Regions from separate parts of the Homo sapiens genome. Here region 2 is linked to region 1. The links are chromatin loops, found by intact Hi-C in ENCODE. Cell type or tissue: psoas muscle. All regions are shown on one strand. Region 1 overlaps WNT5A (Wnt family member 5A). Region 2 overlaps ERC2 (ELKS/RAB6-interacting/CAST family member 2).

Region 1 (5,000 bases):
GCCTACCTCTACCCTGGAGCCAGGGAGACCCAAGTCTTGGTGACCGGATGGGCCCGCTCTCAGTTGGCCTGGGCTCTGGGAACTGGTGGACTCTCCCTGGGGGCTTCGGGCTGGGAGTGGGTTCGGTTTGTGTGGCTTCGGCTCTAACAAAGAGATCCGCTGTAATCCGCCGAATCTGTTATCAATTTCTCTGCTGCTTGAGCCCCGCCCCACGCGCCCCGCTCGCCGCGAAGCTTGGAAAGTGCACGCGGCCAGCACCAATCTGGGCCGCTGACTCGGAAACATGTCGCAGCGTGTGTGTCTATGCACGCGTGTGAGTGTGTAAATGTGCACGAGTGTGAATGTGTATGATGTGTGTGCACGCGGCATCGGCTGCCCTTGGGGAGAGTTGACTTTGCAGCCTGGGCTGCGCGAGAAGCAGACTTTGCAGCCCACTCCCTCCCCTGGAGGAAATTTGACACTTAGGGCGGGGGTGGGGAGATAGCCGGAGCCTTCTCTCTCCTAGCTGGGGAAACCCCAGATTTCCATTCTCCAGGATGCGCCCCCCAGCTTTGCAGCGTTTTGGGGACAACTGGGCCTTGGGTGTGGAGCCCTGCTTAGCAGGCGCTGGGGACCACATAAGCATTTCCTCTTTGAGAAGCCCCGAAGCGTCCAGGCCAAAGGGGCGGCTCACGGAGAAAAACCTTGGCACGCCCCTGAGCCCCATAGCTTTACCAGGGCTGCCTAGGTCCCCTCTGCCCCTTTTACGGCACAGGTTCCAAGCCAGGCTCTTCCACCGCCTTAAAGAGGCTCACCTTTCTTTTCTTTTCTGTGGAAGGGGCTCCTTCAGGGGCTATGGGCGATGCAGTGCGGCAGGGTTAGACTTACGTGTAAGGGGATTTTTAAAACCCGCTCCTCCCACCCGCACCCGCCACCTACTCGCTCCGCCGCCGCCTACAGGTGGAGAAGTCACCAGTGGGGAGGAACGGCAGCGGAAGCTTCCAAGGCCAACTCCTACCCCTGAAATTCTTCAGGAAGGGAACCTTCGCCGCTGGGGGCCTCTTTGCCCTGGAATCGATGCGCCCAGCTGCGGCTCGGAAGCCAGCGCCTCTGGCCCCGTCTGGACTCATCTGCAAGGGCTCTGGCCTCGCCCCGCACCCCCACCTTTCGGCACTGACCGAACCAAGTCTGAGTTGGGCTGGAGAGGCTAGACTGGAGGCAGGGTGGCAGAGTTCCAACGACAGGCTCGCAGTGCCGCGATGGCAAAGTGGCCCACAACCCCAGATCAGGACCAAGGGAAACTGGAGTCTCTCTGGGCCTCCCATCTCCTCCCTCCCTGGCAGCTGCCAGGTGTGGGGTGGGAGGGAGAGTGAAAAATCAGAATTTGGGAGAAAGCTGTGGGGAGGGCAGGGAAGGGATCTTCTCCCCGGGGAAGCGAGACCCAGACTCCCTTCTTTCCTCTAGGGTTCCATCCCTTCTCTCAGTCCGTGGAAGAGGCCACAGGCGACGCGGGCGAGGGTGGCACTCTTTTCCAGTTTCCTTGGTTGGGAGACCCGACCTCTCTCTCCATTATCCCCTAGGGCCCCCATCTCCTTCTCCCCTCCCTAGTCTGGCTGAAGAACGTCCTTAAGGAAATCCGGGCTGCTCTTCCCCATCTGGAAGTGGCTTTCCCCACATCGGCTCGTAAACTGATTATGAAACATACGATGTTAATTCGGAGCTGCATTTCCCAGCTGGGCACTCTCGCGCGCTGGTCCCCGGGGCCTCGCCCCCCACCCCCTGCCCTTCCCTCCCGCGTCCTGCCCCCATCCTCCACCCCCCGCGCTGGCCACCCCGCCTCCTTGGCAGCCTCTGGCGGCAGCGCGCTCCACTCGCCTCCGTGCTCCTCTCGCCCATGGAATTAATTCTGGCTCCACTTGTTGCTCGGCCCAGGTTGGGGAGAGGACGGAGGGTGGCCGCAGCGGGTTCCTGAGTGAATTACCCAGGAGGGACTGAGCACAGCACCAACTAGAGGGGGGCCAGGGGGTGCGGGACTCGAGCGAGCAGGAAGGAGGCAGCGCCTGGCACCAGGGCTTTGACTCAACAGAATTGAGACACGTTTGTAATCGCTGGCGTGCCCCGCGCACAGGATCCCAGCGAAATCAGATTTCCTGGTGAGGTTGCGTGGGTGGATTAATTTGGAAAAAGAAACTGCCTATATCTTGCCATCAAAAAACTCACGGAGGAGAAGCGCAGTCAATCAACAGTAAACTTAAGAGACCCCGGATGCTTCCGTTGTTTAAACTTGTATGCTTGAAAATTATCTGAGAGGCAATAAACATCTGCTCCTTTCTTCCCTCTCCAGAAGTCCATTGGAATATTAAGCCCAGGAGTTGCTTTGGGGATGGCTGGAAGTGCAATGTCTTCCAAGTTCTTCCTAGTGGCTTTGGCCATATTTTTCTCCTTCGCCCAGGTTGTAATTGAAGCCAATTCTTGGTGGTAAGTTCATTCTATGTGCGTGTTCTTCCTCTTCTTTTTCTTTTTTTAAGATTTGTTTGTATGATGCGGCAATATTTAATGCTGGATAGTGAGTGTGGGTGTATTTATTGCAAGACATATGTATACATTTTACTTATATATAGTTTTAAATCAGAATTTTCTTTTAACTTGTTAATATTGTAAAGCTTATCTTCAGCTCCTAGGGAATGGGAAACTATAAATCTAGGCCTGTTTCTATGAAGCCCTTGTTCAGACGTGTGCTTGTAGTACATCATGCAATAAAAAAGAACAGAAATTCACTTTGCTAGTAATTGTAAGCCTATCTACAAAATTTACTTTTTGCCACCTCTAGGTAGTAAAAGTGAGTTTCAGCCTTTATCTTCTGTTACTCGAGATTATTATTAACCTACAGAGTTTGAATTAGGCAGAGTTCTAGGAGGACAGCTACACTCCAAGTGCAGAAGTATTGGGGCTTGAAATGTAATCAAAAGGAGGTTAACTTGAAGTAGTCAAATGTCCCCAAGTGGGGGTTTCTTTCTGGGTAGGGGCCTTGTAGATAGACTGTAATATATCCAGAGGATTATTTTTGACGGCATTCTGGGTATTTTTTTCCCTGTAAATGAACAGCATTTTTCTGACTGTCAAACATGACTTCTGTTCACTGGGTACCCTGTCTTGGGTCCCTCACAATCACATAAGGAGCCCTTTTAAAATGTCAAGAAACATGGTGAATTTTCTCCAGTCTGTATACTTGTCCCTCTGTTCTTCCATCAGTCAAAAGGAACTGCTATCTCCTACCCGTATCTAATTGTGTCTACTTTCAGCATTCATAAGTTTTCAAGGCAGATTGGTCCAATTTGTGGGGCAAAGTGGGTCACTTTCTCTAATGTCAGAGGCCTGTCCCTCAAACTGCTGTTTCCTCCTTTTCTGAGTGGATTTTGGAAATACTGGTTCAGGTATATGGTGACAGGGGCTAGGAAGGGAGTGAAAATACTAACTGAGGAGCCAGATGGCAGGATGGGGACTGCACAATACCTCCGTTTTCTGAGTGCAGTTTAAACAGAGGAGTTTTATGAAGCCCTTCTCATACTTTGTCATGAGGACAAGCAGGAGAGAAAAAAGCATCTGTGTGCTTAAAACTATGTATTGCTGACATGCTTTCAGGGGGCCCACCTCGAGATTTCACGTAAATCTTGAATGCACATCTCCCCCCCTTGCAGGTCGCTAGGTATGAATAACCCTGTTCAGATGTCAGAAGTATATATTATAGGAGCACAGCCTCTCTGCAGCCAACTGGCAGGACTTTCTCAAGGACAGAAGAAACTGTGCCACTTGTATCAGGACCACATGCAGTACATCGGAGAAGGCGCGAAGACAGGCATCAAAGAATGCCAGTATCAATTCCGACATCGAAGGTGGAACTGCAGCACTGTGGATAACACCTCTGTTTTTGGCAGGGTGATGCAGATAGGTAGGAAAACATTTAAAATATTTTTTTAAAACATTAACTTTTTTTCCTAGAAGAAATCCTTAGCATTTACTTCATGCTTGATAGAAAGCATGAAGGAGGATGCCTTCCAGCTCGGGTGGTGGCTTGGGCATTTTTGTCATTATAGCAAATGATGTTAATTCCTGTCCCTACACCTGATGATAAGTTTTGGATTTTAATCAAATCAGGAGGCAAGTATCACAGACACCTTCATTTTTGCAAACACTTAATTTTTCTATAAAGCATTTTGTTTAAAATAGAAGCAGAACACTTATTTTGGTTTCTTAAGAGTAGGTGGGGGAAGCAAGTCATGTATATGCTTTTAAACGTCGAAACTCTCTTGCCTGTTAGTTTTTTAAGCCACAATTGAAACGGCCCGAGCATCGAACTAAAAGTTGCCGTCTTTTAGAATCCTGGATATATTGAAAGTGAACAAAGTTTTAATTTTCCTAATAGAACTATTTCCTGAGGCTATAAAGATATAGACGTTAAAAGCTTTATTTTTAGTCCCAGAAAGAATTTTAATTAAAAGTGATCCAATTTATGTTTGTGATGTCAGCAATTGATATAATAAAAGCACATGCTTGGGATGTCAACCTAGGAACTTGAAAAAAAAATTAAGAGTATTGCTCACAGTCCGATTCTTCATTTTAAATACGTTGTTGAATGTCTTACTTCCCCATTCAAAGAGATAGCATTTCAAATGGGCTAAAGGCAAAGATTTTAAAAAATCTGTTTGTTTGCCTCTGCTTTTGTTTAAATAGTATAGGATACTATTTGACAGATGTGGTCCAATGTATGTTTTCTAGTGTGAATATTTTAGGTTTCTCTACTTTTATGCAAAAAAGCCCTTATAATTAATATGACTGCAGTGACTCCCAAAGTAAGAAGCAATTTATCAAGGCAATTAACTGTCTATACTGACTGAAGAGAAAAGTTGGCTTAATGTCCATCACAGATGGATAAAATGCATTTTTTATTAAAAAAAAAACCCCGAAAATTACATTCATTGAGAACAAAAAAGAGTTGTCAGGGGATGTTTGAGCCAAGTGGT
Region 2 (5,000 bases), 420 kb before region 1:
TCCTCCACCTATACAAATGGTGACTTCCCCTCGGAGTTACTGTTAAGTGGAAGAGCGTGTGCTAGGGCCTATGGAGGGAGGGGGCGGGAGGGATGCTGCACACACACACGACCACCACCACCACCACCACCACTACTCCAAACTGTGAGGTCCACAAAAAAAGTAAAAAGAAGAATGTGCGTGGTGGCTCACGCCTGTAATCCCAGCACTTTGGGAGGCTGAGGCAGGTGGATTGCTTGAGGTCAGGAGTTCGAGACCAACCTGACTAACATGGTGAAACCCCATCTCTACTAAAAATACAAAAATTAGCTGGGCGTGATGGTGCATGCCTGTGGTCCTAGCTACTCAGGAGGCTGAGGCAGGAGAATTGCTTGAACCCGGGAGGCAGAGGTTGCAGTGAGCCGAGATTGAGCCACTGCACTGCAGCTTGGGCAACAGAGTGAGACTCTGTCTCAAAAAGAAGAACGTGAAACACATCAAGACATAGGCAACAAGCTTGGTGATTTGTCTCCTTTTTTGTTCATATTTGGAAACGGGAGCTGCTTTTGTTAGACTAGAGAAGTTGCATCTGGGGAGAAAATGCTCTTCCCATGCTCACCTTTGGCTTTTAAAAGGTCAGCTCTGTTGCCAAACACTGTAAGTTAAACCTTAGCAGGAATGACCGTGAAAACGGGCTGAGTCACACATTGAAATGGCAATGTGGATTATTAACTGTCATGCTTTTCTTTCTGTCTAAATTGAAGGAGAAGATGCCACGAGGCCAGCTGGCTCTGTCCACACCTCGGTGGTCTAGGGTGTTGAGGAGTTCACATGGCCATCTTGTTCAGAAATGTGTTTCCCCCCAGACGCTTTCTTTCTTCACTGAAGAGTAGAGTGAGTTATACTTTATTAGACTCATCCAGATGAGAACATGTTCATGATGGTTTCTGCAGCATTAGGAATTCCTGCTTTTTTTGGTTGGGTCTGCTAGAGTTGTAAAAGGAAGCTTTCTGGACATTAAGTTTGTAGCAAAAAGGGGTAGAATGAGGTTGGCAAGGGAAGAAACAATTTTGATGTAATAAAAATAGGATTGTTCAAAGCTGAGATGAGGGCTCTTCTTACTATTTGGTATTCAGATGAAATTTAGTTTGGAAGTCACATCAGCGAATATTATATTTCTTCAGAACCTCTGCTGTATTTTCGATCAGGGGGCATCTTGATTTTGCTTTACTTGTGCAGCAATCAGAAAAGCCATAGATGGTTTCAACTTGTGTGTGTGTGTTTATTCTATTTTTACCTATGGTACTCTGGCCATTAAAATATGATCTGTATCCATTTTGGAACTTTAAAGAAATGATTTTGGATGAGGGCAAAAATGTTGTGCCACCTATTCCACACAGTTCCTTTCTTGTCAGTGCTCACTTGCACTGGCACTTAATTTGTTGCTGTACATGAGAACATTTCTCCATCACCTCTGAAAATGTCTCATAGGCAAGGCTTTTAGAACCTGAATTTTTAAACACGAAACAGGATTATGGATTAATCTCAGGCAAGAAAGTCCCCGAGGGCTATGTAACCTAACAAATAAGCCTCTGCTCTTGGCAAGTCCCTTCCTGGGCTGCCCTCTGTTCCTGCTGTTGACCTACTGGGCAAAAGAGTGGATGTGTGTGTGAGTCTAGGCATGACTTCTCTAAAGATCAACATTTGTACACACTGGAGTCACCTTTTATACATAGTGCTACTGACATTAACCAGAGGAGTGGGCCTGACAGCCCTGGCCTCCATGCCAGTGAGAAAGTGGCCTGGCTGTGCGTACACAGTTATCTGAAGGGATTCAGCACAAAATTACACAGCCTAATTGTTTTTAGTCCAAAAGGAACTATTGCCCAGATAGAGGTGCCTTTAAGGTTTCTGAATGTGACCCATCAAAATGGGGTATTCATTTCGATATATGTATAATTATTACTTATTTTAAATAATGAGGCTGTTTTTCCTCTTGAACTCTGGGTATCATGGTTTTATTATAGCTATATATTCTTGAAGAAATGAGAGGAAAAATAAGGAGAAATATTTTTAAACAAAGCAATTTAAATATTTCAGAAGCTGTACAAGAAAGAAAAAGTCCCAGCTGAAGCAATCAGATCCTTGAGTGAACATTTGGCATTTAAAAAGCAAGGAATCCAATGTTTTCACTTTTATTTGTCTTGAGACTATTTGATACCAGAGTTACATTTGATGCAGAGTTATGTTTAATCACTTTATAGGAGACTAGACTATAATCTCATATTGGTAATGAAAATGGTGAATTTTTTTTAATCAGAGAAGAGCTACTAGGGAAAATCATTTATTTTGAAAATATAGTTTAAAGACATACATCGTAGAAAATGTGTCTTTTGGGGAAAACATAGATGTCTATTTCCAAAGCATGATACAGGTATTTGGTGAAGCTTGGAGTTTAATAGGTGAATATAAATGGTACAATCTGGCAGATAGCTTTTCATCCCAGTTGTGAAAGTGTCACATGTTAAGATGTGAGTATGTTTTGTTTCTGCCCAGATGAACAGTGAATGTTTCCATGAATCAAGATAATCCAGAAAGACAAAAGTTGCTGATTTTAAGCATGAAAATTATGCACATCAGGATGTGTACTTTGGTTGTTTTTATAGGAGTGGGCTGAATTTGACCTTTGCCATCCGCCCACTCTCCGCCAGGCTCCCTTGGGATAAATCACAGCCCCTGGCAGGGGCTAGGGGATAATCTCTGGTGTGGAGCCAGGTGAGAAGCAGAGTAACTGGTCCTAGGAGCCCAGTGTCAAAACCCCACTCTCATTAGTTCAGCTGGATGGCCAGAAAGCAGTCTCCTTCCCTGGGGTACAAAGAGGATGCTGAGCAGCACGCTGATGACTGGAAGAGAGGCAAGGTTTAGCGGATCTACTCTTGTGATTGTGTGAATACTTATTCCATTTGGAGATGGAAGGAAAGCATAGGAACCCTCTATTTAGCTTTAAAATGCAGCTAAGTTCTGTCGGTCAGCCTTGCTCATGTGGTGCCTCTCATACTCCTTACCAGCCGCTTTGTACGTGGGGAGAACTGACTGTTTGGGTGGGCGTCTTTGTTCTGAGTTTTCCCTGTATGAAGTGATTTTTCCCAAGGTTAACCAATTAAGAACTTTTTCCATGTCGCAGTAATCGCCGAGAGGAGGGAGCCAAGTCACTGTGGGGGATGCTGTGCCCTAGGGACGCATTTGGGAGGATTTCCTTCTCCTGAAGCAATAGGGTCAACATAAAGCCCCTATAAAATGTTTTAAATAAAGGAGAAATTGAAGCGGAAGACTTCATTCTGGCACGTTATGTCTGGTTTTTGCTTTCCTCCCACTGAGGAGCTAACCAAGCCAGCAGTCTGGAGGATATATTTAGTTGGAGGATGATGAAGCTTTACTGTGATTTTTTTACTTACCTGAATTATAATAATAAGGAAACCGGTACCTGCTGGTGGTATCTATGGGTTAGCATAAGATGCACTGGTAGCTATTGCTGAACATGACACTTAAAATGCATGTGTCTGTGTTTGTGTGTGATGGTTTGTTTTATAAAAAGGGAACACAATTATGACATTTTTATCACATGACTCTTAAGAAAGTCAATTTCATATCCTGATTCAGTCGGTATCAAGTCACTGATTCGAATGTTGCTTCACCTAGTGTGTAGTCATCCTTGGGACTAGATGGCATTTACAACATGAAAATTATCTGCTGAAGTCTTCAAAGCTATGATATTTTGTGGAGGGATTCTTCCTTCAGAGTATGGGAATGGCCTCATCGATCTTATGGATAGTGACTGTGGAAGTGATGGGATGTCACTCACGTGATTAAGCATGTTATTTGGCACAGTTGACTTTAAGAAAGGGACATTATCTTTGGTGGGCCTGACTTAATTAATCCTTAAGGTGAGCCCTTAAATGGGACTGGGCTTTTACAGAAGAAGGAGAGTTAAAGCATGAGATGGATTTGATGTGAGGGAGATTCTCCATTTGCTGGCTTTAAAGATTTGAGGGGACTGTGCGGCAAAGAATACAGGTGGCTTCAATGAGCTGGACATGACAAGGTGACCTCAGACCCACATCTGCAAGGAATTGAATAATCTTTCAACTCCATGAGCTTGGAAGAGGACCCTGAGCTGCTCCAGATGAGAAAGCAGCCTGCCAATATCTTGATAGCAACCTTATGAGACTCTAAGTGGAGACCCCAGTCACACCTTGCCTAGACTTCTGACCTGTAGAACTATAAGCAGCCAAGTTTACTATAATTTATTGTACAATAATGGAAAACTGAAATAGAATACAAAAATCAACTAAGGCATTTTGGAACAGTGCTGGGATCAAAACAGATAATGACTATTCTACTCCAGTGAAACAAAAGAGACCCAAGATCCATCACTAATTTATGTTCATCCACGCATTTGTTGGTGCTGACTATGTGATAGAAAATGAGCCAGGGATTTTCTTGCTCTTGAGGGTCTTGTGGTCCTGGGTTTCCTCCCAGAGCCTCTCAGTAGAGTCCCCTCTAACACTTCTTCCATTATATTTGTATTCAACAATCAGTCTTACATCCTGGTAAAAAGTAAACCACTTGAAAATCCTTTACCCTTTCTGAGCTTAAGTTATCCATCATTTAAATGGTCTGCTTCTTTGGGAATATGTGAGAATCAAATAGGATATTATCTAAATCACCAGTAATGATTACCTTTCTACAGTATGGCTCCTTTTCTTCTTTTCTCCCTTCCAACCTCCCTCCCACATCTGTTGACTATCTACTGTGTGTTTGAGAAGAGGCTGTGCCAGGTGGAGGATGCAAGGGTGCTTTGGACTCTGTGTGCTTAAAAGAGCAAGGTGACATATAGGGAAGCCACTCCCTATTGTTCAAGGTAGATCTTGTGATGCAAGGATCCTGAGGTATCAGGCTTGGAGTCAGGCTTGATTTGAGCTGATAGAAATTTGTCATCATCAATAGGTGTCTCTTCCAGA

What was found. Hi-C counts contacts between places; a loop is a spot of excess contacts. Peaks named below come from ENCODE experiments on the same cell type or tissue, not always from the same donor. Only the 100,000 strongest peaks of a DNase experiment are listed, where the experiment ranks them.
Region 2: it touches region 1 in a loop (10-fold over the local background); 22 of 110 quality-filtered maps call a loop at or near these places.

Annotation. Positions count from the first base shown.
Region 1 is chr3:55,478,242-55,483,241 of GRCh38, reverse strand. It overlaps WNT5A (Wnt family member 5A), which reads left to right. Exons shown (of 5, transcript NM_003392.7): 2 at 2,324-2,457; 3 at 3,678-3,928. Among named protein-coding and RNA genes, the nearest start is that of WNT5A, 6.6 kb to the left of the region's middle. RefSeq lists an enhancer at 717-1,327. In psoas muscle, no CTCF peak of the experiment used is centred here; DNase peaks (open chromatin) are centred at 201, 1,101 and 1,951; H3K4me3 peaks cover 2,566 bases; H3K27ac peaks cover 346 bases; H3K27me3 peaks cover 1,274 bases.
Region 2 is chr3:55,900,553-55,905,552 of GRCh38, reverse strand. All of the region lies in intron 13 of ERC2 (ELKS/RAB6-interacting/CAST family member 2), which reads left to right. Among named protein-coding and RNA genes, the nearest start is that of MIR3938, 50 kb to the right of the region's middle. In psoas muscle, no CTCF peak of the experiment used is centred here; no DNase peak of the experiment used is centred here.